2 separate regions of the Mus musculus genome follow, and region 1 is linked to region 2. The links are chromatin loops, found by intact Hi-C in ENCODE. Cell type or tissue: left cerebral cortex. All regions are shown on one strand. Each heading gives the region's core, and the rest is flanking DNA. Links, peaks and the distances in the headings are about the cores only.

Evidence for each region. Hi-C counts contacts between places; a loop is a spot of excess contacts. Peaks named below come from ENCODE experiments on the same cell type or tissue, not always from the same donor. Only the 100,000 strongest peaks of a DNase experiment are listed, where the experiment ranks them.
Region 1: a loop joins it to region 2, with 6 times the contacts of the local background. A loop is called at or near these places in 2 of 42 quality-filtered maps.

Annotation. Positions count from the first base shown.
Region 1 is chr9:105,245,999-105,258,611 of GRCm38, forward strand. All of the region lies in intron 12 of Nek11 (NIMA (never in mitosis gene a)-related expressed kinase 11), which reads right to left. Among named protein-coding and RNA genes, the nearest start is that of Nudt16l2, 110 kb to the left of the region's middle. In left cerebral cortex, for the core only: no CTCF peak of the experiment used is centred there; DNase peaks (open chromatin) are centred at 6,611, 6,963, 7,494, 8,248 and 2 more places; H3K27ac peaks cover 3,275 bases.
Region 2 is chr9:105,124,838-105,137,450 of GRCm38, forward strand. Nudt16 (nudix (nucleoside diphosphate linked moiety X)-type motif 16) reads right to left here and starts at 6,968. Exons shown (of 3, transcript NM_029385.2): 1 at 6,806-6,968; 2 at 6,456-6,725; 3 at 4,501-5,673. The coding sequence starts at 6,943. The coding sequence ends at 5,494. In left cerebral cortex, for the core only: no CTCF peak of the experiment used is centred there; a DNase peak (open chromatin) is centred at 6,983; H3K4me3 peaks cover 1,524 bases; H3K27ac peaks cover 1,334 bases.

The DNA.
Region 1 (12,613 bases), core at 1,896-9,895, 120 kb after region 2:
CCTACATACATATCTGTAGATCTCTATTCTCTATCCTATCTATCTATCTATCTATCTATCTATCTATCTATCTATCTATCTATCTATCTATCTATCTATCTATCTATTTGTGTTTGAAAGTGACATCTGATTGAGCAGACAAAGTGATGAATCAGAGAAAGATGTAACAGATAGGTATATCCTATACCCAGATAGGATATACCCAACTCTCAGAAAAGAGAGGCTTCTTAAACGAGCACTGCAGAGAAATAGGGGAGGGAGGGAGGGAGGGAGGGAGGGAGGGAGGGAAGGAAGGGGAAAGAGAGCGAGAAAGAGAGAAGACAGTTTTACTGAGGCAGTTTTACAGAGACAGGTGACAGTTGCATGTGAAGACAGAACAAGCCAGAGAATGAGAAGGAACCAGAAGATTAGAACAGATCTCCAGAGTTAGTCTGAGGTCAAGCAGAGCAATTCAGTCAGAGGTCAAGAGACGTTGCTTTGAACTAGTCAGCTTGGAAAGGAGTTTGGGCCAGAACAGCAGAGCTGACCAGCCAGCCAGAGTCCAGAAGGAGCTAGAAAGTGTAAGCCTATTTAGCAGTAGGTCTCTGAGATGACCATTACATCTGATGAATAAGTTACTTGTGCACAGACCCACATGCCTCTCACATAACCTGGAACCTCTCCTCTCTCTCTCTCTCTCTCTCTCTCTCTCTCTCTCTCTCTCTCTCTCTCTCTCTCTCTCTCTCTCCCTTCCCCTCCCCTCCCTTCTCCTCTCCTCTTTCCTCTCTCTCCTCTCTCTCCTCTCTCCCCCCTTCTCTCTCCTCACCCTCTCTCCCCCTCTCTCCCCCCTCTCTTTCTCTCCCCTCCCTCTCCCTCTATCTCCTCTCTCCCTCTCCCTCTCTCCCCTCTCTCTCCTCCCCCTCTCTCCCCCCTCTCTCTCCCCTCTCTCTCCTCCTCTCTCCTTCTCTCCCCCTCTCCCCCCCCTCTCTCTCAGAATTGTCTGTTCCCTCACTGGCTCCTCTACTTCCCCTCCTGCTGTCTTCTGCTGTCTCTCTGCCTCTTTTTACAGCCATTCACTCACTCACTTTCTCATTTCTTCTCCCTTCTGCTCACCTCCTTTTCATCTCCCCTTCCCCTTGTTTACTTTCAGACTTGAGTGTGACACAGTATGGCAGATTTACATCATTGCCTAGTTTGCAGGAGTGTGTTTAGATTTGTGTACACACTTCAAATTTTTAGGAATAAAACAAAGTTTTCAGGAGTAAAGACTTATCCACTTAAACTACAAGAGGCACTTCAGTATTTACCATTCTAGTCAATGTTTCAAAGTGATGTTCGCAACTCACAAAAAGTGACTTTTCAATCTGCGGCTTGAAACACAATGGCTTAGAATGCTGGCTTCTGCATCCACAAGATCCGCATGTCCATCAAGACTAACAGTGGCTCTGCAACATTGGGTACCAATTCAACTTTGTGCATGCTGGTTTTCTCATCTATAAGCTACAGATGATTATCTGCCTCTGGGGTGACTATGAGCAGTCAATGGGATAAGAGAAACAAGGTAGTATGAATCATGTTATGGTATTTTACTCAATGAACATCAGCTGCTATAATACCCAACATCAGGAAGGAATATAGCAGACATTCATAGTTACATACCAAATGTGAAATGTTCTTTATTTTAAATATAATCAGTCTCCATAGGTTTTCAGAACTGACTCAAAGGCACACTGCGGAATGATGTCCCATTGGTTTCCTTTGTGCTGGCCTCCGCAGGGACACGTGGGCACTTTATTCTCTCCCATCATTATTCTGGTCCACAAGGGCCTCTAAGTTCTCTTCAAACAGCTCAGGAGGACATGGGAGTGAAAGGCTTGCTAGTAACACTGTAGGCTTCATAGGTTATAAGGTCTTTATTGTGGTTATTGACTGCTTTGAAGGTAAAGAATACTCAATGAAGAGTGTGTGTTTCTGTGTAGCTGGCCAGGTAATGCCTGTACAACTCAGACATTTTTTCTCTTGCAAATGATGCCATCTCCTTCCTCCCATAACAGGGTCCACTGTGCACAAAGAGCCTTAGTATCTTATCCTCTTGAACCTATGATCTTCTAAAGAAGGAAAGAGTGATCAAGGGTCAGGATTTGTGCTACCCGTACCTGACTCATGAGACAGACTGGAATGGCTCCATCTGCAGTGTCTCTTGAGCACACTGCCCTACTTTGGTGCTGCTGAGAAGGGGAATTGTTTTCAAACAGGAAAATCAGAACAAATGTAAGCCTGCTTCAAGTGTGTTTGTCAAGCTGCATGTTTTTCTGTAGTGAGCCCAATTTGAAGCCTTGTTCGGCTAAGGCTCATTTCTCCTGACATTGAGGGAAAACCAGACTGTGATAAATAGCTTTAATTTCCTCACACCCTGAAGTCAGCCTCATAACAGACACATTCCAGATTTCTCCTGTGCTGGGTGGGCAGTGACAGGGCATACTTATGAAGGAATGCAATAATGGCTGTCCGAGCTTGGACACCAGTGTTGCAAATCCATACTTGAGGGGAAGAGAAGTTATTTTCTAAGCCACAGAAAGGGTGGCCTTTGTCAGATACTTCAGTCAAGACCCAAACAAATCCCTTCTAAGATGACAGAGCACTAGGGTCACCTATAGGACTTGTTAATTGGTACATAGTGCTAGGTTCCAACCCCCCAAAATGCTGATTTTGTACTTCTGGGTAGCACATGAGAGAGAGAGAGAGAGAGAGAGAGAGAGAGAGAGAGAGAGAGAGAGAGAGAGAGAGAGAGTAACTTCCAAGGCGTTGGATACCTTGGAGCTGGAGCTGGAGTTATGCTTGGTTTTGAACCATACAACTTGGGTTCTAGGAACTGAACTTGGGTACTCTGCAAGATCAACAAGTACTCTTAATCACTGTCTGTCTTAGTTAGGGTTTTGCTGCTGTGAACAGACACCATGACCGAAGCAAGTCTTACAGGTTCAGAGGTTCAGTCCATTATCATCAAGGTGAGAGCAGGGCAGTATCCAGGTAGGCATGGCGCAGGAGCTGAGAGTTCTATGTCTTAATCCAAGGGCTGCTAGTGGAAGACTGACTTCCAGGCAACTAGGGTGAGGATCGTATACCCACACCCACCGTGACACACCCATTCCAACCAGGACACACCTATTCCAACAAGGCCACACCTTCAGATGGTGCCACTCCCTGGTCCAAGGATATACAAACCATCACACTGTCCCATTCCTCCAGCCCCACAATTTTCATTTCTATAAAGTTCCAAGCTGCTATGGATGCTGCTGGTCCAGGAGCCATACCTGTTAACAACTACTCAAGTAAAAGTGTCTTAGGACATCCAGAATCACGTTAATAAGGGACATGTGATCCTCTCCTAGCCCTGCATCTTCCACTCTTCATATGCTAAAGCAAACTATTAGGAGAGACCACCTACTTTAGAGGAGCTAGAGCTGTGCCTCAATTGCTTCTGCTCTCTATGGCGTTATAAACAATGAGACGGTGTCTACTTCATGAACAGGAATATGGAAGTGAATGGTGAGCAGCCTCCGTGATGCACAGCATTGTGTGATTTTAAAGGTACGTTTTCACAACTATTATTCCATTTATGGTTATATCAAGTCTTCAAGTTAGATCTGGATGACCATTGCTCAGATAAGGAAAGTGAAAGCTAAAACCAGAAAAAGGTCACAGAGACACATGCACCATGACCATGAAGCTAGAAAGTAAACAACATGAACCCTAGCTTCTGGGTTAGTGCCACTTTACAGTGAATAAGGAACATTTATCTTTGCTGCTAAAATCTCCTAACTGCCCGCCCCCAGAGGCTCTGAAAGACACTGGACAATAAAGTGTGGGGTTCCAGCTTGAAAGAAAACCTGACTCTTCATTATGCCAGGAGGTTGTCTCACAGGAGCTGAGAACAGTGAATGCCAGAGCCTCACCCGGACTCGAGCCAGCTCTCACTCCTCGATCCCAGGCGGGTCATATTTGCAGGTGCATGAGAGCCAGCTAGTCGTCCAGTTACAACAGCCCTCCCTCCAGCACTTCCAATTCAGTGGACCTGGGTAAGGTACGAACTTCTGCATTTGTAATGATGCTGCCAACACAGAGATATAAGACTATCACACTGGGCACTGGAGGAGAAACTGACATAGTGGTGATATGTTAGATAAAAGCCTCCGTTGTTTCAAGTATTGTTAGATCAGCTCTCTGTGCTTCAGATTAGTAATCAGATATACAGTATAGAACTTTTCTTAAAGAGCTAGTTTTCCTGTATGTTGTTTCAGACTAAATCAGGGAATAGTCTTCTGTCTTGTGTGTGTGTGTGTGTGTGTGTGTGTGTGTGTGTGTGTGTGTGTGTGTGTTGGGCTCCGTTGTCTTTCCCAATTGCTCCCTGCTTCCTTTCTGAGATGGAATCTTTTCCTGAACCTGGAGTTGACTGATTTAGCTGGTCTAGCTCTAGCTAGCTTGTCTTGAGGATCTGTCTGTTTCCACTTTGGGGACTCTGAGATTACAGGCAGACATTGTGCCTGCTTGGCTTTTATGTGGGTGCTGAAGATCCCAACTCCAATCCTCACACTGCAAAGCAAACACTCGGCCCTCTGAACCATCTCATTAGCCCAAGCACAGAGACTCAGAAGGGTAATCTCCACCTGTCCATCTATCATCATCCCAAGTGATTCCGACCCCTGGTATGCCCTGTGCAAAGAATAGCAGCACTTGGATCTCAACAGAAATACAAGTTCTAAGCCCATCGCCAGCCCCGACCTATTTAATTAGTTCAATGTGTTCTGAGGATGGGGCTCAATGCTATAATACTTACCTACCTCGTGCAGGGCTCTTGGTTCAATACCATAAAACATAATGTGTTTCAACAACCCCTCCAGGTGAGTCATCTGATGCACACTACTAATTCAGTACAAAACTGTCACTTAATGTCTGTTCAAGTTAAAATAATTTCCCTCCTAACCTATGAGCCCAGGGGGGCAGAATACATGCTCATCTTGATCACGATAGCACCTCCATGTTAGCTCAACGAAGAGACTCACAATTTTTGGAATAAAAGAATCCTAAGATCTCTAAAAGATATGGGCTTATGAACTCCATCGTAGCATCCCATTCAAAGGCTCTCAGAAGCTTCGCTGGAGGGTGAGGGAGGAGGAAGGTGCTTTTGGAGCCCCACCCCACTCTATCTTTTCTCTTGCATGCTCTAAGTTTACCTGTCAGATGTTGTAGTTTGGATATTAAATGTCCCTCAGAGGTCTATGTGTTGGAGGCTTGGTCCCAACCCATAACTTAATAGAAAGGAATTTTTAGTCTACAGATTCTGTTGACAGATCTCAGGTCACTGAAGGCTTGTTCCCCCAAGGACACAGTGGTTCCATGGTCTCTTCCTTTCTCTTCCAAGTTCTTACCGTAGGGTAAATAGCCCTGTCGAGTGTCCCCAATATGATGTGCTGACTCACCGTGGATCCCAAACCACAACGGAAACAACTGGCCACAGGCTGAACTTTCCCAAATTGTGAGACAAAGTAAAAAGAAAAGTCCTTGTGAGTTGACCATTCCAAGTGCTGATGACAACAGTATGGCAGTTTGAATAGTAATGGCCAACACAGGCTCAAATACTTAAATGTGTGGTTATAAGGGAGAGATGCTACTTGACAAAGATTGGGAGGCTTGGCTTTGTTGGGGTGGGTGTGGCCTTGCTAGAGGGAGTGCTGAGGTTTGAAATGCTCAAGCCAGGCCCAGAGTCTTGTTCCTCCTGCTGCCTGATGATCTGGACGCAGGACTCAGCTCCATCCCCAGCACCGTTCCTGCCTGCGTTATTCTGTGCTTTCTGCCATGACTAATGGACTCAAATTCTGGAACTGTGAACCAGCCCCAGTTCAATATTGTCCTTTATGAGAGTTGCCACGGTCATGGTGTCTCTTCACAGCAACAGAACACTGAGACAGACAGAGAGCCAGGGAGCACATTTTCATACTAAACCTTATAGCCCCATCCTGCAGACCCATCAAGTTCAAGGCCTCAGCCAAAGTTACCCTAGAGTGTGGTGCAACTCCTTAGCAGACTTGGATTTTCTAGGTGCTTCTGCTGGCTGCCGGGGGCAGTTATCTAGCTGACATGTGGGCTGAATCATTATCAGTACATAAAGGCACTGATAGACAGAACAGCTAGAGACAAACACTCCCCAGAGAGAGAGATAGCCTGTCTGATAGACTCCATCATAGTTAATATGTTTCCTAAACCCTCATCCTTCATTCTCTCCATAGCCAATGGGGCACTCGACGTCCCACCCGTGGATAGCACACAACTTCGCCCACACAACCTGAAGAAAAAGGCTCCAAAACTTTGCTGACTGAGAAAGGGTATTTTATCAATTTCTAAACTTCAAGCTAGTGTTGGTTTATTGTTTGTTTTCAGTTTTTGTAAGCCATCTGTCCCCTGCTGTGAACCAGGAGATGGTTCATCTGGGCTGTTTGGTGAATCACCAGCCGGGCCTGAGACTATTCTCAGGGTGTCCCAGTTCCTGAAGGCGGCCATTAGAATTACTCACCAAGTTCAGAAGCCGTGGAGAATAAAGGGTCCCCTGCAATAAAGGCAGCTGTCATTTCTTCTCTTGGTGAACCTGCCTTTTACTGACACTGTGGGTCCATTGTGGAAGTCCCAGAGAGGCAGTTATTCCACACAACAAATGGCTGCTGCCTCTGTATTTCATTACAAAGAGCCCTTTTCTGGGCCCGTGGGAAGGGATTGCAATTTTCAATCACTGTAACATTTAGTGGGGCTGGTGCTTGCAGCTGCACATTTGCTAAGGGACAATTTAGACTGATGTACAGTCCAGTGGAGGATGTGGAGGCCTCCAGTGACATGAGCACACTCATAGGCTGAGGGACAAATGCACAGTCCATATAGTTTTTAACAGCCAGCTCTGCAGAGCTCCTGTCTCACACCTCCATGGTCTTCCACAGTGGACTGCAAATCTTGCTGAAACACCAACTCCTTCAGTGAGCCCTCACTGCCAACAGAACTCAGCACAGGAATCTCAGTATGGCTTTCTGTCTGCTTTCCGGGGCTGGCCCCCTAATAAAGAATTTGATAGCTTTCCTTTACAGACACAGTTAAAAGGGCCTTTGTTTGGATGACCCCTGGTCCAGGCAGAGACAGGTGTATGTGTGTGTGTGTGTGTTTGTGTGAGTGTGTGTGTGTGTATGCGTGCGCAAGCGTGTGCGTATGAGTGTGCATGTGTATGTATGCTGGAGGGGGTATGCTCTACCATTGAGCTTCATCCCTAGTCCTGGTTTATTTTTCTAGTTCCTGGCAGACAACTTGACTTTGTAACCTGAATTCTGTGTTTTTCTCTGCCCTTGTCTCCTGTGTTCCAAATTCATTTCTTTAGTGTGCTACTCCTTCTAGAATTTTTCTATCAGAATTGTAGCCACCAGCCAATGCGGCTACTTAAATTACAATTATTAAAATTAAACGACAAATTCAGTCACATCAGCTACATTCCATGAGCTCAGTGGTCACATGACAGGGTTTGAGGCTCTTTCCACGAGTGCCATGCTATAGAATGTCTGTTCTCTCCCGCTCGCCCTGCTGGTCTACGGCCCACAGTTTCATCCCTGGGATGTGTTTGCTTTACCTCTCTCACCCTCTGCTCCTACCCAGCCAGCACAGCATCCCCCTTCATCACCAGTTCCCACCCCTGCAGAAGAATAGAAAACCCCAGGCCCCACATGAGACTTAGAGGGAGGGAAATGTGACTCCATCCCATGGCAGCCCTGGACCAGAGCCACACTGAAGAACTTTCCTCATGGAACCCACATGCCTATGAGATGGCTTCCCTTTGCAGAGTACGTACATGGAGATCTTTGGGTTCAGTCCCACCCTCCACCTCAGGGAAAAGTGCCCCATGGGCCACCCAAGTCCCACTGGAAGCCACCTGCCACATGGCGTAACAATGATCGTGTGTGTCTTGTCAAACTATCAGCAACTGCACACTGAACTAAACATCAAATAGAGACGATGCATTTCCAGTGTTGGGGGTGGGAGCTGCTAACAGCTGCTTGGTTTTATCTCTCTTCCATTCTTTCCTCTCTGGGTGCTATAATGAGCTATAGGTGAGCACCCTGACCTTTTCTAAAATAAACCCTCTAAACTAGGGCTAAAATTAACTGCGCTGATTAGCTTAGCCTACAGCATCACACATGAGACTGTGAAAAGAAGAGATTTTCTTAGCCAGAATGCATATTCATGACCCTTTCAGTATGGAGGGCTAAATTAAGTATAGTACAGTACCTTTTATATACATATAGGACATCAGGTTCTACCATTTTATCCAAAGGGACATCTCTATATTTGATTGAGATCCCTAAGGGCCCTCCATTCCCCCTATACACAGGAAGATCCAGGAAGAGGAAAGGGAGGGAGGAGGGAGGGGAGGGAGGAAGAGAGGGAAAGTGGGGAGAAGAGAGGAAATAGGTCTCCCTTAAGCTCTAGAGTCTGTGATTTTTATCTTATGTGTCAAACTGATTCTCCCTTAGGCAAAACTAGAACATTTCTCTGAACATTTTTTTTCTTTTTTCTTTGCAGAGCAAAAACCAAAACAACTGGGCAAAATTTGTCTTTTCTCCACCAGACTCAGAGAAAGGAACAAGAGATGGGATATCCACTCTCTGAGGGGCGATATAGGAGATTGCTCAGTGGCCCTGAGAGTTGGCCCAATGGCTATATGGCACTTGCTGACACGTGACACTCTACTTTGTGGACTTTAAGCAACTGGGTTAAGTTCCCCAGGCCTTAGATATCTCATCTATAGCATGGGGCTCAGAAGTCTAACACCCAGAGTGTGGAGGAGCTGATCAAAGGCTCTCCTGTGCTTTTGGGAGCAATGACTCATGGCTGGAGGAATGGGAGGATGGACGTTGCAGTCACTCTGGGCTTTTATAGCAGAACTGTAGAGTATGTGGCTTAAATACAGGACTAATTGTCACAGTTCCGAAGCCTAGGGAGTCTAAGATTAAGGTGCTGGCAGACTGCTCTCTGGTAAGGGTTCTTGTTATTTGTAGACGGCCTTCTCCTCTTATCTTCTCATATGACCGGGAGCCAAGAAACAGAAGGCGGGCGATTTTGAGTCTTTGTCTACAAAGGTGCTAATATTATCATGAGGGCTAGTCTCATGCCTTATCCATCTCCAAAAGTCGTACTGGAGAATGGAAACTATGAAAGTATGCATCTCATTTGCACGGTATGCAAATGTCCCCTGAGACCGTTGGCAACATTTGGATTCATGCATCTTTAACATGTCTGGGGTGACAGAGCTGTTGCTGACCCAAACAACCACATTGTTGGTAGTGAACAAAATAAAACATGACTTTCTACTCTTGGCCAATGAATATTTGTCTAGAAATAGTGCTATATCTAACACTTGCACGAAGTCTAATACTCTGCATTGCTACAGAATAAGGTGTCTGCTTCCCCCTCTCATTTCACGATGGATGAAATAAGAGCTTCTTTCACTAACAGCATCTTTCATATACATGAAGTGTGTTTGGCAACTTGCTGACTGACATAGATAGAGCCTCCTTTGATGAAACTCCATCCCGTTTCCTGGAAAACTTGTCTCCCACTGGCAGCTCCTCTGCTAACTCAGCAGTTGGAGGCAGAAAGAAGCTACCAGATGAGGCTTGCTGGCGTAGGACATTCTCCATTCACCCATATGAACTCTCAGCACACACGATGAGCAGGGATCACAATGGAATACACGGGGACCCTGCTGCCCAGTGTGTGTGGGCAGGGTGCTCCGGAAGGTTCTCATCACGCACATCAGTTAAGGCACACATTTCTGATTGAGCTCAGAACTTCCTGTCATAAATCTGGCGTTTGCCTCTGCATAGCTTGGTGAAATGTTGATGGGTTCATAGGGACCAAGAGAGAGAAAATCTTTCATGGCTATGAAATCTGGAAACAGTTGCCTTCTCATATTCTCAGAGAATAATTAGGAATACATTTAAATTACACATTTTATAAATCAATTATAGGAGAGGAGGAGCGAGGGAGAAGACAGACTCGGGGTGTGTGAGTTAAGATAAGAGTTTCAGGATTGCCTCATATTGTCACAATTATGGCAGCTGACAACTTCCAAAATCCACAGAATAGACCATAGGGCAGGCAGCAAGCAGCTGGCTGGAGACTCTGGGAAGGGTTAGTTAAGTGCACTGGAAGCCTGGGCCTGAAATCTCTCTCTGACTGGGTAGGACTAAGTCACATAGTGCTTTACTCAAATCTACTCATTTAAAAAATCATCGAATAAACACATTAATAGCAACATATAGACCAGGGTTCAAGGAAACCTGGCTACTACTAGCCTTGCCAGCTGAACCTGTAACAAACCATCCGAGGATCTACTGGAGAGTTCTCCTCAGCTTGCTTTCTGACCTAGAGAATGGGGTTGTCAGAGAACTCAGGCCATCCTCTCAGGATACAGATGTTAGGTTACTTTCTGAGCGCCTTGGAACTTACTGATCACATGGAGGTAAGGGTGTTTATTCCATTCTTAGCAAGCCTCTAACTAATGTCAGAACCAGTCTCCTGCCTCAAAAGGCTTTTTCTGGACGTGGTGGTGGTGTCCTGCCTACAACCCTCAGGCAGATTTCTCGACTGCATCTGTTTGTAGGAAATTCTTGTCACCTTCACCCAGCCTGGAGTTTTCAAGCCTCACTGGGAAGCACGTTCAGGTCGAGATTCAATGTCTACCACGGGAAGGACAAGGTAAACAGGCTGCCCTACAGGTGGCCGGAGCCCCATTTTTGGCAGCAGTATGTCTTATGTCATACTGTGCAGAAGGTATTGGCACAAAAGCTTGGTAACCAAAATCACTCTTTGGAGGGGCTGGAGAGATGGCTCAGTGGTTAAGGAGGCCCTGGATTCAGTCTTCAGCACCCCCCATGGTAGCCACAAACATCTGTTACTTCCGTTGCAAGGAGTCAGATGCCCTCTTCTGGTATCTGTGGGCTCCAGGCCCACAGATGACACACGGACATACATGCAGGAAAAACCTCCATATCCATAAAGATAAAACTTAAAATTAACTTTAAAAATTACTTTTTTACTGGTGACTGAGGCAACAATAGGTATCCCAGGGCAAACAGCACACCAGTAAAACCAATAAAGAAAAAACAAGAATCTCTACGAGCTTCCCTCCGGCAGACCTCTTACAATAGCTGGAAACTACTTCCAGTTTTGGAAAAGCTACCTGCCCTGGGTGAGGCTCTCGAGACAATGTCTGTGAGGTGATTTTTAGGAGGGTTCCTTATCTGAAAGTCCCACTGCAGTCCCACAAACCTACGCTCATGGATCTCTAAAGGCAATAGCGGGGGGAACAGAGGAGGTGTTCACAGAGAGCCTCTGTGGGCTAGGGACAAGGGAATGACTTTTGTTGGGTTTTGCTTTTCCTTTTTTTTTTTTTTTTTTTTTTTACAGGCATTTGCCTCTCTCCTAGAGCACTGGCAAAGCGGCTCTGGTGGCCCAAGAATGTTCTCCTACCACAGAGCCAATGCTAGGAGGCTGAGGATAAGGAAATGGTCAGGATCCAATAGGGACTACTGGTCGGGCTGCCGTGCCAGGGGAAAGTTTCCCTGCATATATTTGACTCCCATTCATCTTTGTTGGGTTGTTCCCATCCATCCGACTTCTTCGGCCCTGCCACTGTTGCTACGCACCTTCCCTGAGCACTGGGCAGGGTACAATGCATCTTGTGCCTCGTCCATCGCAGGTAGCTTTTCCTCCACTCTAAATGTGCCTCCGCTTCTGTCCCAGAACCACATCTCCATCTGCTTCTTGCTCTTGACTCTCGGACCAGCTCTCTCCTTTGCTTCTCATTTACATACTAATCTGCCCGTGGCTTTTAACCCGGGCCGAGTTCCAAGCTCAAGTGGGCTTGGATCACTTCCACCAAGCCCACCCCCCACCCCCAGAGCCTCTGTGATTTTGGCACATTGTATGTCCACCACCCCTCCTCCTGGCTTTCCCTCTTTTCCTGATTTTGTTTTTTGTTTTGTTTTGGTTTGGTTTTTTTTGTTTTGTTTTTGATTTTTTTTTTTTTACATATTGACACTATTTGCTCAGCCATGAATCTTAGATCATTCTTAGCTTATGAATCTCCCCCAAGCAATGAACGCCCACAACTGAAAAGAAAATATGTTGACATCCTAGACTCTGAGCCCTCCCCACTAGTATTCTAGTCCACACCCCCTTGGAGTGCTTGTGCAACAAACTGTATGCAACAAACAACAGGAAAGCCCAGGGCATGCCTACTGGTTTGCATCAAATTCTCTCTGTAAACAGTGATGCTAAGTCATTCTACTAGAAAATTAGATTTTTCCTCATTAAGAAGGGGAAATAGATACAGTATGCATTTATACACTAACAATGCTAAAGGGTTTTATTTCAGTGAAGGTCGAAGTCAAGTTTCAAAAGGGGTAAGGAGAACATTTTAAAGTAAATTTCTTTCCTCATTGACATTTTCCAGATGTTCAGGACACAAAAACAACAGGCAGACAAATGGCTAAGGCTGTGGTCAGAAAATCGCAGCCTGCAGGTCAATTCTGTACTTCTG
Region 2 (12,613 bases), core at 2,754-10,753:
TAAATTCCTCTTCCCACTAGCCATGTCTATTTCACTTCACCTCCCTCAGAGCCTCACTGGTAGGAGACATTCCTCCTTCCCAACATGGTCCTGCCAGGAAACAGCAGCTTTGCCTCAAACCTGGCAACCGACAAGGACTTGGGCTCAGGAGAGAATGAAGTCTGAGAGTGAAGTCTGTGAAGAGGGAAAGTGTAAGGTTGAGTGAGAAGTGGAAACTTCTTGCTGATTCTGCCAAGAGAGGCATCAGTGTGTGTGTGTGTGTGTGTGTGTGTGTGTGTGTGTGTGTGTGTGTGTGTGTGTGTGTGTGTGTGTGTGTGTGTCAGGAAGGGGGTGATGTGTGGCTCCCCTGACCTCCCCAGGAAGGAGCAGCAGCAGCCTGTGCTGACACAGTGCATGCTGACCTGCTCAAAGTTAATGCCAAGTGCTCCCTCCATTAACCCTCTCCCCAGGAATCACAACCCCAAGCTTGAGATAAGGAACTCAGTGCTCAGCTGGAAGTCCTGGCTGCTGGGAGCTGGGCTGGAGGTCAGATGAGCTTCCACCTTCTTCCCTCCCCAGAGCACTGTGCTTATAGGGACACAGGGAGCCCTGTGTGGTTGTCATCCCAGCTGCCCATTCCCCAGCAGGATGGGAGTGGGTGAGAAGAGAAGTGCATAGTCTAGCCTGCTTCTCTCCCTCCTGCGAGGGAGGCAGCATCAGGACCAGGCCAGGGAACTAACCCAGAACACCCACCGGTGCGTGATGGCTGATGGTGAAGGAGCACACTGCTTCCGAGGGATGTTTCTTAGATAAGGCAGGGAATTGTCTTAGTGTCCCCAGTAACAGCAACTTAAGGAGGGCACAGTTTATTTTGGCTTATAGTTTTAGGCTACAGTTCATCAAGCTGTAGAAGTCAAAGCATGAGGACATTGAAACAGCTCGCCACACTGTATCTGCAGCCAGAAGAGAGAAATGAATACATGCTAGAGTTCTCTGTTATTCAGTCCCAGACCCCAAGCCAGAACTGGCACCACCCACATGTGGGGGACAAAGATCTTCCATCATCAGTTAACGTGATTGAGATAATCCCTCACAGACATGTTCAGAAGCCCTCCTCCCAGGGGACTCTGGATTGTGTCCAGTTGACAGTTCAATCCAACTATCGAACAGAAACTAGAGATGCAAAGATGAGGGTCAGGTCAGTAGAAAAGGCAGGGGGATGAAATCCTTGCCATGGACTGTCATGTTGCATGGTGCAGGGATCACTATTTTAATAATAATTGCAATAACTGACAGGAGACCCTCAACAGGTCCTAGCTTGCTGACTGATTCTCCCTTAGAGAAGGAGGGAGTCATTATGTGCTCACTTGAGATTCCACCTACTTGCTCCCTCCCGTGTACCCCATGTAGTAACTGTATATGGTTCTGCCATCATCCAGTGGGCTGGATCCTGGGCTGAATAAAGAGAGTAGGGTATCAGTGTTCATCTCTCTTTGTCCCGCATTATGAATTCAATGTGGCCGTGTGGTTTACATGACATACGGAACTGCACTCTCAAACTGTGAGCCAAAATAAATGCTCCTTCCTTAAATTTCTTTTGTTGTGGTATTTGATCAAACGATGAGACAAGTATATGACCCTCCCAAATAGCTACACTGATAATAATTTTTAAAGATATTCTAGCTGGTACAAGCAATTGCCTCCCCATAGCTGGATAGATGGAATCTCTCTGTCGTCAGTCTTTTCTCTCCTATGTACACCTAGGCAGACTTTACTAATGCTCTAGGCATGTAACACTCAAACAAAGAGGCGACCAGAGACTCTTCATCACAGGTAAGAGGAAGAGAAGCAGGCACAGCTCCTGTTCCCACCATAGAATGCCCAGCAACCAACCATGGGAACGAATTCTGAACTGAGTCTTTGGCTTCTCCTTTAAATGGATCAACCCTGCCTTGGCAGTCTGCTGTCCACCAGTCTGTTTGTCCTCCACCCTCATACTCCTGACACTGCTCCCAACAAAGCCAACAAAATGGCCGATGTTTGATCCAATGGGACTTTTCTGACCTGACTCACCAAAACTCTTAGAAGTGTGTAGGACTGTTTGATTTGTTAAAGTAGCTTTTTCCTGGATTCCTGATCTGTTTAACCATGTTCTACACATCTTCCCAAGTCTTGGAGCTTTGATCCGATCATCTCTTCTCTCTATGGAGAATCTAAAAAGAGAACTTTCGTGCTGTCTACTGTATTAACTTACAGTGTCTTCAAATCTTGTTACCTTATCCATTGAGTTTTGTCTTCATCCACAACACAAACACCTTGTAGTTCAAATTAAAGTCCCCCTTGACTTCTCCACCAACCAGGCTGTCAGATCACCATGACCCCTCCCCCATGTCTGTCTCTAGTCACCTTCACTACCCAACCCTTTTCTGGGTCACCACCCTCTCCCACAGAAACTATTGTGGCAGGTTCCTCCGCATCCTTCTGCTTTCTGGTGCACACCAGAAGTGACTTGCCTGAAATATGCACTGGGCCATCCCCATGGCCTGTAAAGATCTTGTGCCAAAAGAGCTGCCACTTCTCCAGCACAGCTTCCCATTGCCTATTGATGTCTAATTGTATTGGCCTTACTCTGCTCTATGAAAGGCTCTTGTCAATGTTGGTGGCGAGTCCTTTATTACCTCTCCCATTATACCACTAGCAAGAAATGGAGTCTAATCCCACCCACTGAATACAGTGTTAAATGTCTTGGCTGGCTAATGGAGGTATGGAAGTTACATTGCATATTTTCAGGGCCTGGATCTGTCATCTTGTAGCTTCTACCCTGATCTTTTGGTACTGAGTCATGAAGGAATCTCATCCAACTGGATCCCTAGACACAGGGGCTTTGTTCCCTCCTGAGCCTACCTTTTAACCCTCTCTGCTAAGGTAATAAAGCCTCCTTGAATTCTCCTGACAGGCCCTATCTACCAGCTCAATTCGATGGAGACTTAAGTTGTTTAAAAGGTGGAGATGAGGGGGTTCTGGAGTGGCTCTCATGAATCCCAGGCTGGCCTTCAACTATGTAGCCAAGGAGGATCTTAAACTTCTGGTCCTCCTCTCTGAGCACTGGGGTGACAGGTGTTTGCCACCATGCCATTTATGCAGTGCCAGGGGCTGGTCTCAGGCTCCCATGAATGCTAGGCAAAGCTACAGGAGCTACATCCCTGGGATTTGAGAATTTTGAAATTTGAGACTTTTCAAAAGATCCACATCAGTCACAGGAGCAGTCTTGAAATAAAATAAAATAAAATAAAATAAAATAAAATAAAATAAAATAAAATAAAATAAAATAAAAATAAAAAAACAGTCCCTGGACTATGAAGAACATCCCAAGATCCTGATTAAGAAGTGGGTCCTGGGATGTTCTGATAAGATTCTGCCCCCCTCAGGGCCTTCACACATGCCTCGTTAGAAACAATCACCCATGGAAGGAGTTACAGAGACAAAGTTTGGTGCTAAGACAAAAGGATGGACCATCTAGAGACTGCCATATCCAGAGATCCATCCCACAATCAGCTTCCAAACGCTGACACCATTGCATACACTAGCAAGATTTTGCTGAAAGGACCCTGATATAGCTGTCTCTTGTGAGACTAGGCCGGGCCTAGCAAACACATAAGTAGATGCTCACAGTCAGCTATTAGATGGAGCACAGGGCCCCCAATGGAGGAGCTAGAGAAAGTAACCAAGGAGCTAAAGGGATCTGCAACCCTATAGGTGGAACAACAATATGAACTAACCAGTACCCCGGAGCTCTTGACTCTAGCTGCATATGTATCAAAAGATGGCCTAGTTGGCCATCACTGGAAAGAGAGGCCCATTGGACAGGCAAACTTTATATGCCCCAGTACAGGGGAATGCCAGGGCCAAAAAATGGGAATGGGTGGGTAGGGAAGTGGGGGGGTGGAGGGTATGGGGGACTTTTGGGATAGCATTCTAAATGTAATTGAGGAAAATACATAATAATAAAAAATATTTTAAAAAAAAGAAACTTCTTTCCAATACCCAGCAAAACTCTCAATTACCACAGATGGAGAAACCACAGTATTCCATGACAAAACCAAATTCATACAATATCTTTCCACGAATCCAGCCCTTCAAAGGATAATAAAGGGAAAACTCCAACACAAGGAGGGAAACTATGCCCTAAAAAAAGCAAGAAAGTAATCTTTCAACAAACCTAAAAGAAGATAGCCACATGAACAGAACAACAAAAATAACAGGAAGCTACAATTACTTTTCCTTAATATCTCTTACTATCAATGGACTAATTTCTCCAATAAAAAGGCATAGACTAACAGGAACTTCTTTCCAAATCCCTATGTGATTTCTCCCTTCCTTTCCCTTCTTCCATTTTTACTAGGGCCTTTTCAGATGAACCCAAGTGAAAGAATGTCAACAGAATGCTTACAAACTCAGGCATCGCAAACCTTAGCCTATCTTTCCCAGCTGAAGTCATTGAAGCCAGACAGCTGCTTTTTTTTAATTGGTGTTTTACTGGGACACAACAACCACAAATTTATACATCATGCAGATAAGTTTGACGTGGCAGAGTAAAGGGTTCCCACGGACACCATGTGACTGAAGGGGCTTCTACTTCTTACTGTGTAGTGCTCTTTATGATGCTGTGTGCTCACTCCTCACTGTGAAGTCTTAAAGACAAGAGCAGTGGGTCTCTATTTCTGTCACCATACCTAGCACTGAGCAAGTATTAACCTGTACCTTTTGAAAAAGCTCTGGAACTTGGAGGCCCAGATATCAGCCTACTCTTCCAGATGCCTCTAGGTTTTTTTTTGTTTTTGTTTTTGTTTTTTTTTGGTTTGTTTGTTTGGTTGTTTTTTTTTAAGCAGGGCAGGCTAGACAGAGACAATGGGAGCTCAAAGATGAACACGCAGGAAGACAGGTATCAGGACTGAGGTCTCAGGCCTCCTAAGAAGCCCTTGACAATTCCAACTCTCAGTTAGAGCGCAGGGCTGGGTAGGCCCTTACGTCACTTTCTGAAACCCACTGCTCTGCTCAAGCCCCAGGTAACACAGGACAATTCTCAGAAAGAAGCCATCTCCTTTGCTTCCCTAACAGGCATGGGTTGGGCTGGACACAGGACAGCAGCCTTACAGCGGATGGGGAAGAAACCCTCCCATTTACCCGGAAGGAGTGGGATGTGCCAAATGCCACATCATGGTTAAACTGGGCAGATGACAGTGTGTCAGGCTGTGTGTGACCACGAACTACACATATACATACCTGGAGCTTCCAGGCTGTTTGTCCATGTATAAGGCAGGACTCTGGGATACTACAAAGGCCTTTTATCCCTAATGCCACCAGACAAGGTGTTCCGTTGAAAACAGTGCATATCCTTCCCTGTTGCTAATCTGGCACCACCTACAATCCTTTATACCCCAAAGAGAGACCACTTGTCCTTCCCTCCCTCATACCAAGGCCCTCTGGGTTCCAGGGGTCCATGCTGGTCCGATTCTACTTAGAATCTGGGATCTTTAGTTTTGCAATAATGCCAGGATCCAGAAGTTTCAAGTCCTGAAGGGCTTCTAGTAGCTGCTCTCGGGCAGCTCCAATGAAGGAATTCTCCAGAAAGGCAGGCAGGCCTCCCTCACCATCACGGAGGACGTACAGGGGTACCCGCACCAGGCCCAGCACCTATGAAAAGGAGACATCGGACAAGTGGGACCTCAAGAACCTCAACACATTACCTTATCTACCTTGGAACAGAACTCTCCAGAGAAGAGCCAAGCAGAACCGGGCCTAATAATCACACCTCAGGAGAGCTTAGAGAGCCAAACTCTGTGGACAAGTGAGCCACGCTGGGTTCCAAGCTCCATCCGTGCCAATCCTTCTCCATCCTTTTCCTCACCCTTACTGGCGACGGCCTCCAGGAGGCATGCCTGGCTGTAGCAGTATTTCAAAACTCAGAACTCACACCACTGTATAGGTAGCACTTGGGTGCTCAAGAAAAATGCAAATACCCAAGTATTCCTCTGACATCCTTACCCAACTCAAGTGATTCCAATGGACTGTTCAGTCTAAACACTGTCAAAGTGTGCGCACTAATCAGTTTTAATAGCGCTCTCACTCCCAGGTTCAGGGTCACCTCTACACACAGGCGTCCCTAGCATTAGACTCACTGTCTGCTTAAGGGAAATATGAACCCAAAGTCAAGAGCTTAGGGTATCATGTGCACTAGCATAGAGCTGGAGAGACCTTTGGATGTGTGTTCTAAAAAGCTCTCTGCAGGGGCCGCTAAAGGTGGCCGAGTAGGTGGTATTATCTAGCCTGGAGATGACCAAGATCCCAACTAGTTCATGCCACTTGAAAGAATTCAAAGTCGGAGGGTCAAAATCTCCTCCACCCAGTGGCTTTTCTCGGTAAGGGGATTGGGGGAGGACAGACTGGAGCTGGAGTGGATCCCAGGCTGGTCCCACCTCCAGCCCATGGTCCTTGGCTTGAGGTGCCCTGGCTTCCACAGCCTGCAGCTGTTCCAGAGTCAGGCGCTTGGCATAGAAGTGGGCCACCACGCGCGGTCTGGCCGCGATGTGTGAGCTGCGGTAGTCAGAGCGTTCAACGCGGAAGGCAGACATCGCTTCGCCCAGCTCCTCGCGCAGTTCCCGGTTCAGCCCGTCCTCCAGGCAGCTGTCCTGCGCGTCCACGAAGCCGCCAGGGAAGCCCAGGCGCCCGTCAAAGCGCATCTGCATCTGGGGGAGGAGGGTATGATGGTTGGCCCGGGCTCGCGAGCCCTGGGGCGGGGGAGCGGCCGTGCATGACGCGTCCTCACCAGCACGGCGAAGCGCATCGGGATGCGGCCGAACAGCTTGCGGGGGTCGGGCGCGTAGAGCAGCGCATGGCAGGCGTGGCGCCAGTCCGGCCCGAGCGCCAGGGCCTCGCTGAGCTCCACTTTCCGATGCCCCTCCATCTCGAGGCTCGCACTTCCGGGTTCTTGCAGAGGCCAGCGCCTCGGGGCGGAGCTTTGCGAGACTCCGCATCAGCCAATCAGGATGGGTCTCTCAGGAGCTCCGAAGACACCCTGGATTGGCCCTTAGGCTAGGGTGGGGCTGAAGGCTTGGTAAGGTCAGGCTCAGGCCGGAGGTGTTTTGGAACCTGAGTTAGAATTTACGCAGGAGTTCTGCCAGTGCAAAGGACAACGTATTTTTTAGAAAACGGTTCTGGGTTGGTCCGTTCATAACAAAGAGTCTAGGGATGGGAGGAAGGTAGTCTGGCTTCAGAACTTATTCCTAGCCTAGCGTGATGGGGGAAAGGAGAGGTGGGTGTAACAAGTCTTGAGTGGTGGAAATGTGGGGATTGACTGATTATAAGAGGGCACAGGGACAGAGCTAACACATTTGGGGAAGGGGAGTGGCCAATGGATGTGGTTACAACAACCAACTGCATTGGCTGTGGGCTCTGGGTAGTGATGTGGCGCCTGGTACATGGAAAATGACATGGAAATGTCACAGGTCACACAGTAAGATTGGGGAGGGGTGGCTGGCTGAGGAAATAAAGCACAGAAAAGAGTGGGGAGGAGTCAGACAGGACACCCCACCACCACCACACTAGGAGTAAATTAAAATACCCTCAGAACTTTAAATTGTGAAGAAAAATAGGAAAGAGATGGGGGACACTCAATGCCTAATGCTGAGATCCTGGCATTCAGGATCCTTCACCTCAGCTAGGCTGCCCCACCTGAAGTTGAGTCCATATATCAAGAACCTGTATGTATTTAAGGAAGGGAAGAGGTGACACTCAAAGAAGATCTGACTTCAGGTCACAGCCTGGACTTGAAAGTTTGTTGTAGAGCTCAGAACTCACCCAGATACAGGCTTGTGACTTTAGTAGAAGCCACTCAACCCTCTCAGGTTCCCAGTTAAGGACCTGTTAGTGGAGGTGGAACCAGCGTAGTATGGGAGTAAAATTCTCCTCAGAGCCAGACATATGGTAAATGCAGCCATTCTTGGATTCGAGGGTGGAGGTTCGATGCTGTGTCTTATGTCAAAGATTGAGGCCAGCATCCTAAGAATAAGGGCACCATCAGGAAAAGCCTGTGGACATCTTGCCTCAGTCCCCTGAGTCGCAGGGCAGAGATGCCATTGACTGAGGCAGTCACATCATGGTGAGTTAGGTGCGATACAGATGCCATTACTCAGATAACATCCAAGGGACAGGCAAATCATCCTGGTCAAACATTATCACCTGGCAACAAGAAGGAGAAGGAGGAGGAGGAGGAGGAGGAAGAGGAAGAAGAGAAGAAGAAGAAGAAGAAGAAGAAGAAGAAGAAGAAGAAGAAGAAGAAGAAGAAGAAGAAGAAAGAAGCTTATAAAACCCTTCATATCTTCCAATTCCAGAGCCCCACCCCAGGCCAATTTCAAGAAAAAATTCCTGGTGGTAGTAAGAGGACACGGTGGTTCTTTTGTTTTGTTTTCTGGATGTGTGCAGTGTATGTGCATGTACAAATGTATGTGTGTTCAAAAGACACGTAGGCTCATGTTCACATGTGTGTGGAGGCCAGAGGTCAATTCTGAGTGTCTCTGGGTGTCTCTCTCTACTGCCAGCCCCCCTTATTTTTTGAAAGTGACTAATGCACTGAGCTCACTAACGGTCTACAATATCTGGTCAGTAAACTCTGGGGATCCCCCGTCTCCCCTTCTCCCAGTGCTAGAGTTACAGGCACGCCCACTATGCTTGGCTTTTGTGGGGGTGCTAAGGATCCAGACTCAGACCTTCATGCTTGTAAGGCAGAGAATGTATAGACTAGGACATCTTCCCAACCTGGCTTTTAAAGACACACCATTTGAAAAGCCACCATGACCGATGTGAGGGAGCCCGAACAAATTACATGCGCCCCCCCCCTTATTTATAAAGAAACCAGACTTATCTCGGGGCTACAGTATTGTACAGAGTTAACACAGAGCCTCATGCAAACAGAGTGATAAGAAATATGGTGTTCAGGATTGTATACATCAGACCTATGATTACTACCACTCTTATAAAACAAACTGTAAATCTTGGTCCAATCTATAATAACTAAAAAGGGCCACCTCCAAATGAAGAGAATTATTATACTTTCTGTAGTAACAGGATGAGCTTAATATGAGTTTGAGTTGGCCTATATAACCCTACAGGCATCTACATAAAGCAGCATTGGGAATGCCTACATCAAGGATTAATAAACCCCTTACTTTTTTGTTCTTGTTGTCGTTGCTCTGTCAGTTGAGAGGCCCACAGAGCCCATGATGCCTGATGATAACAACTCAGTTAGGGTCCAGGACTTGCTTATAACATCATAGCCCAACAAAAGAAACCAATGCTCCTTAGAAAACTTCCACTGAAGAGCCAGAAAGATCCCCAGTGAAATACAGTGAACATCAACCATCTTATGATGTCAGGAAAGAAACTCAATCCCACCCTTACGCCCTCCCTCAAAGAGAAAAAAAAAAAGAATCCCCCAAATAAAAGAGAACCCCTGCACTGTTCTGAGACAGAAAGCCACAGGCCACTGCTGAGTTTTCAAAACAAAAACCAGTTTGAGGAACAGAAGAACAAACGTGGTTTTACTTTTGGTTTATTCATTTATTTATGATGTAAAGTAGAAAATAAATACCTGTCCTGATATTAGAATGCAGATACATGCAGAATGAGCTGCTGAGGGTCGGCAAAGGGTCCTCCACTTGGAAGACTTAGAGATCATTTCAGCAGCTATTTTGTCCTCCAGCAGAGCAGAGCTCCATAGTAACTTCCTTCCGAAGAGTAAACAGTACAAAAAGAAGAAAACCACAGTGCAACTTTGTAGCTTGGGGGTGAAATCAACCAGCACTACCTTAGCGGGACAATCAAGATCAGCAACCGGCATAGGTGTGTCACATCGACAGAGGGGGCTACATATGGTGTCAAGGTAAGCATCCAGCATTGTTGTGTCACACTGACAGAGGGGACTAGATATGTTGTGATGATAATGTCTCTTTTGCCTGAGGTCTCCCCTCCCCCAAAGGAGAGAACTCTGGTCTAAACTTTGAGGAAAGCAACAAGCCAGCCTCCGCCATTTGACAGGTAATCCTTGAAACTGTCAAGGCATTGTCTTAGTTCCTTGGAGTTACTGGAACAAAATTCCTCAGACTGGAAGACTTACAAACTAAAGTTTATTTCACACAGTTCTGGGGACTTGGAAGTCTAAGACGAAGGGGCTGACATACTTGGTGTCTGCTGAGGTCCCAGTTCTTGATGCATAGGCCACCTGGTAGCTGAAATCTCAGAAGGTTCTGGAGAGCTCTCCAGATCCCCTGCAAGGTCACTAATGCTTTTCATGAAGGCTGCGTTATTTCAGTATAGTCCCCTCCCAAAGGCCCCTATCCCCAAATATCAATGTGGGGTTAGGATGTCAGCATATGGACTGAAGGACTGGTGCGGAGGACATAAATATTCAATCTATGGCAATCAAAATAAAAATGAAAATTTCCACAGGTACCTATGGAATAAAGGAGAACCTCAAAAGATGTGCCTCACCTGAAATCTGAGAAAGATGAGGATATTAGGTAACAGCCAAGAGAATCTGAATAAAGCGTTGGTTAATATTAACGCCTTAAAACTGGCTCATTATTTTAAGAACTATACCGTACTAAATTAAGATATTAACTCATCCTCAGACTCTCCTGCCAGGAGTTTCAGGTCTAGTTTACCTTTCCAGCTGTTCCCTGGTAGCCCTGCTGTTGGACGTTCTGAGAACACATTCCAGGTCCTGGGTCTCTTTATGGCTCATATATATATGAGTGTGTGTGTGTGTGTGTGTGTGTGTGTGTGTGTGTGTGTGTGTGTGTGTGTGTGTGTGTGTGTGTGTGTGATGCATCCAATCCTCACTTATGCAGACAAAATGCCAAAACCAACATTTTCAATGTTAACAACTGAGCTGCTGTCAATTGGAACCTTACCCTCAAGGACCCATGAAGCCTCACACAGATCTCTGAGGACTAACCACTAACAGTGCAAGGAACCTTCCTCCAATGACTGGGCTCAAGAAAAAAAAATCTAATACAAAATTTGTTACCCAACAAGAAGTCCCTTTGCCCACTGGGGACATGGGGTCCTAGCAGGAGGCCCTTCAGGATGAGATGTAGTTAACCACTCCCAACCCCGCCTCAACAACTGAACAAGTGAAAATTATTTTCCTCATTCTGGAGAATGGGAAGTCTCCAGTGCTGTACTTTGGTGTGTTGTGAAGAATTTCTAGCCCTGAGCTTTGGGATTTAATAAAGCCACGGAACTTGGGCACGTTTGAGTTCAAAACTAAATAAAGTAAAAAAAAAAAAAGGGGGAGTCATGACTACTACTGTGAGGAACAGCACATGGTAAGCTGGGGACATGGGTGGTAAGAGAATTCACCAAAACACCCACAGACAAAGTGAGAGATTATTGAAATACACTGTTGAAAAAAGAAAGCTGCAGGTGAGTACCCAGAAGGAACTGGAGTGCTGAGAGGAAGCGGGAGGGTTTTGTTTTTGTTTTTGTTTTTTTGTTTTTTTTACAACAGTTGAGATGATATTTGTGTGTGTGGGGGGGTACTCTGCCTCGTCTCATGGGCCTCTGTGATGGCTGAAGTGATGTTTTAAGTTTAAACTGCTGTGCTTAGGAGATCTATAAAACAAAATTGCCTCTAACATATAAGCCCCACTTGCCCAAGGACAGATAACTTCCTGGAATGCTGGGGGCCATTTTTGCTTTTGTAAACAAGCTTGGTTGCTCCAACTGCACAGGATGTGTGCTTGATCACACATAGGCAGGAAGTAAGTCAGGATGTATGCTTGTCCCTGATTGAACAAAGGCAGGAAGTATATACTTTGTGGGTTTTACCTATAATTTGGTGCCATACTCTGGGAATCCTGGGTGAAGAATTTCTAGCCCTTTTATCAAGACAGTATCCTTGGCTCTGGCCAATATTTAATAAAGCTTGCTTCAATCTTGGCTCAAAAATTGTGGTAGTGGTCTTATTTTCATCCATTTTGGATTAACAACCTCCAGCCTAGAACCATATTCCAATGGGCAGGTGGACTTCCCATTAACCTTGTTGAGAAACAAATTTTACAGTATTAGTTGGCTTTCTTAATAAGACCAATCAGTGTACTTGGGCAAAGTTCCCTGAGTTAATAGAGGTTAGGCTCTAGACCTGAGTGAGGCATCATGGATCACTGGAGGTCAGGCTCAAAACGGCCATGGCCTGGTTGTTAAAATTACAAAACACTTCCTTTCGTATCTATAAATGGGATCGATGCTTGATATAGAAGAATAATGTAATTGTTTGAGGCAGGATAGTAATGTGGTTACAGTTTTAAATGTTCTTTGTTCTTTACAGCTAAATACTAAAATATGTATAAAGCACACACTAAAAATAATCCTCCCAGAGACAGAGGCTGAGGGTGTGAATACCACTTTAGAAGCTGGGTTTCTGGGGGACCATTCAGGCTTGGTTTTTTAAAAATGTATGTAGTTTGATGCTTCCTGTAGTAAAAAGTTAAAAGTAGGAAGATCTTGGGCATCTCCTGAGGTTGAAGGAAAAGGTTATCATTTACGTTTGAATGAAGTCTTTGCATTTCACAAAACC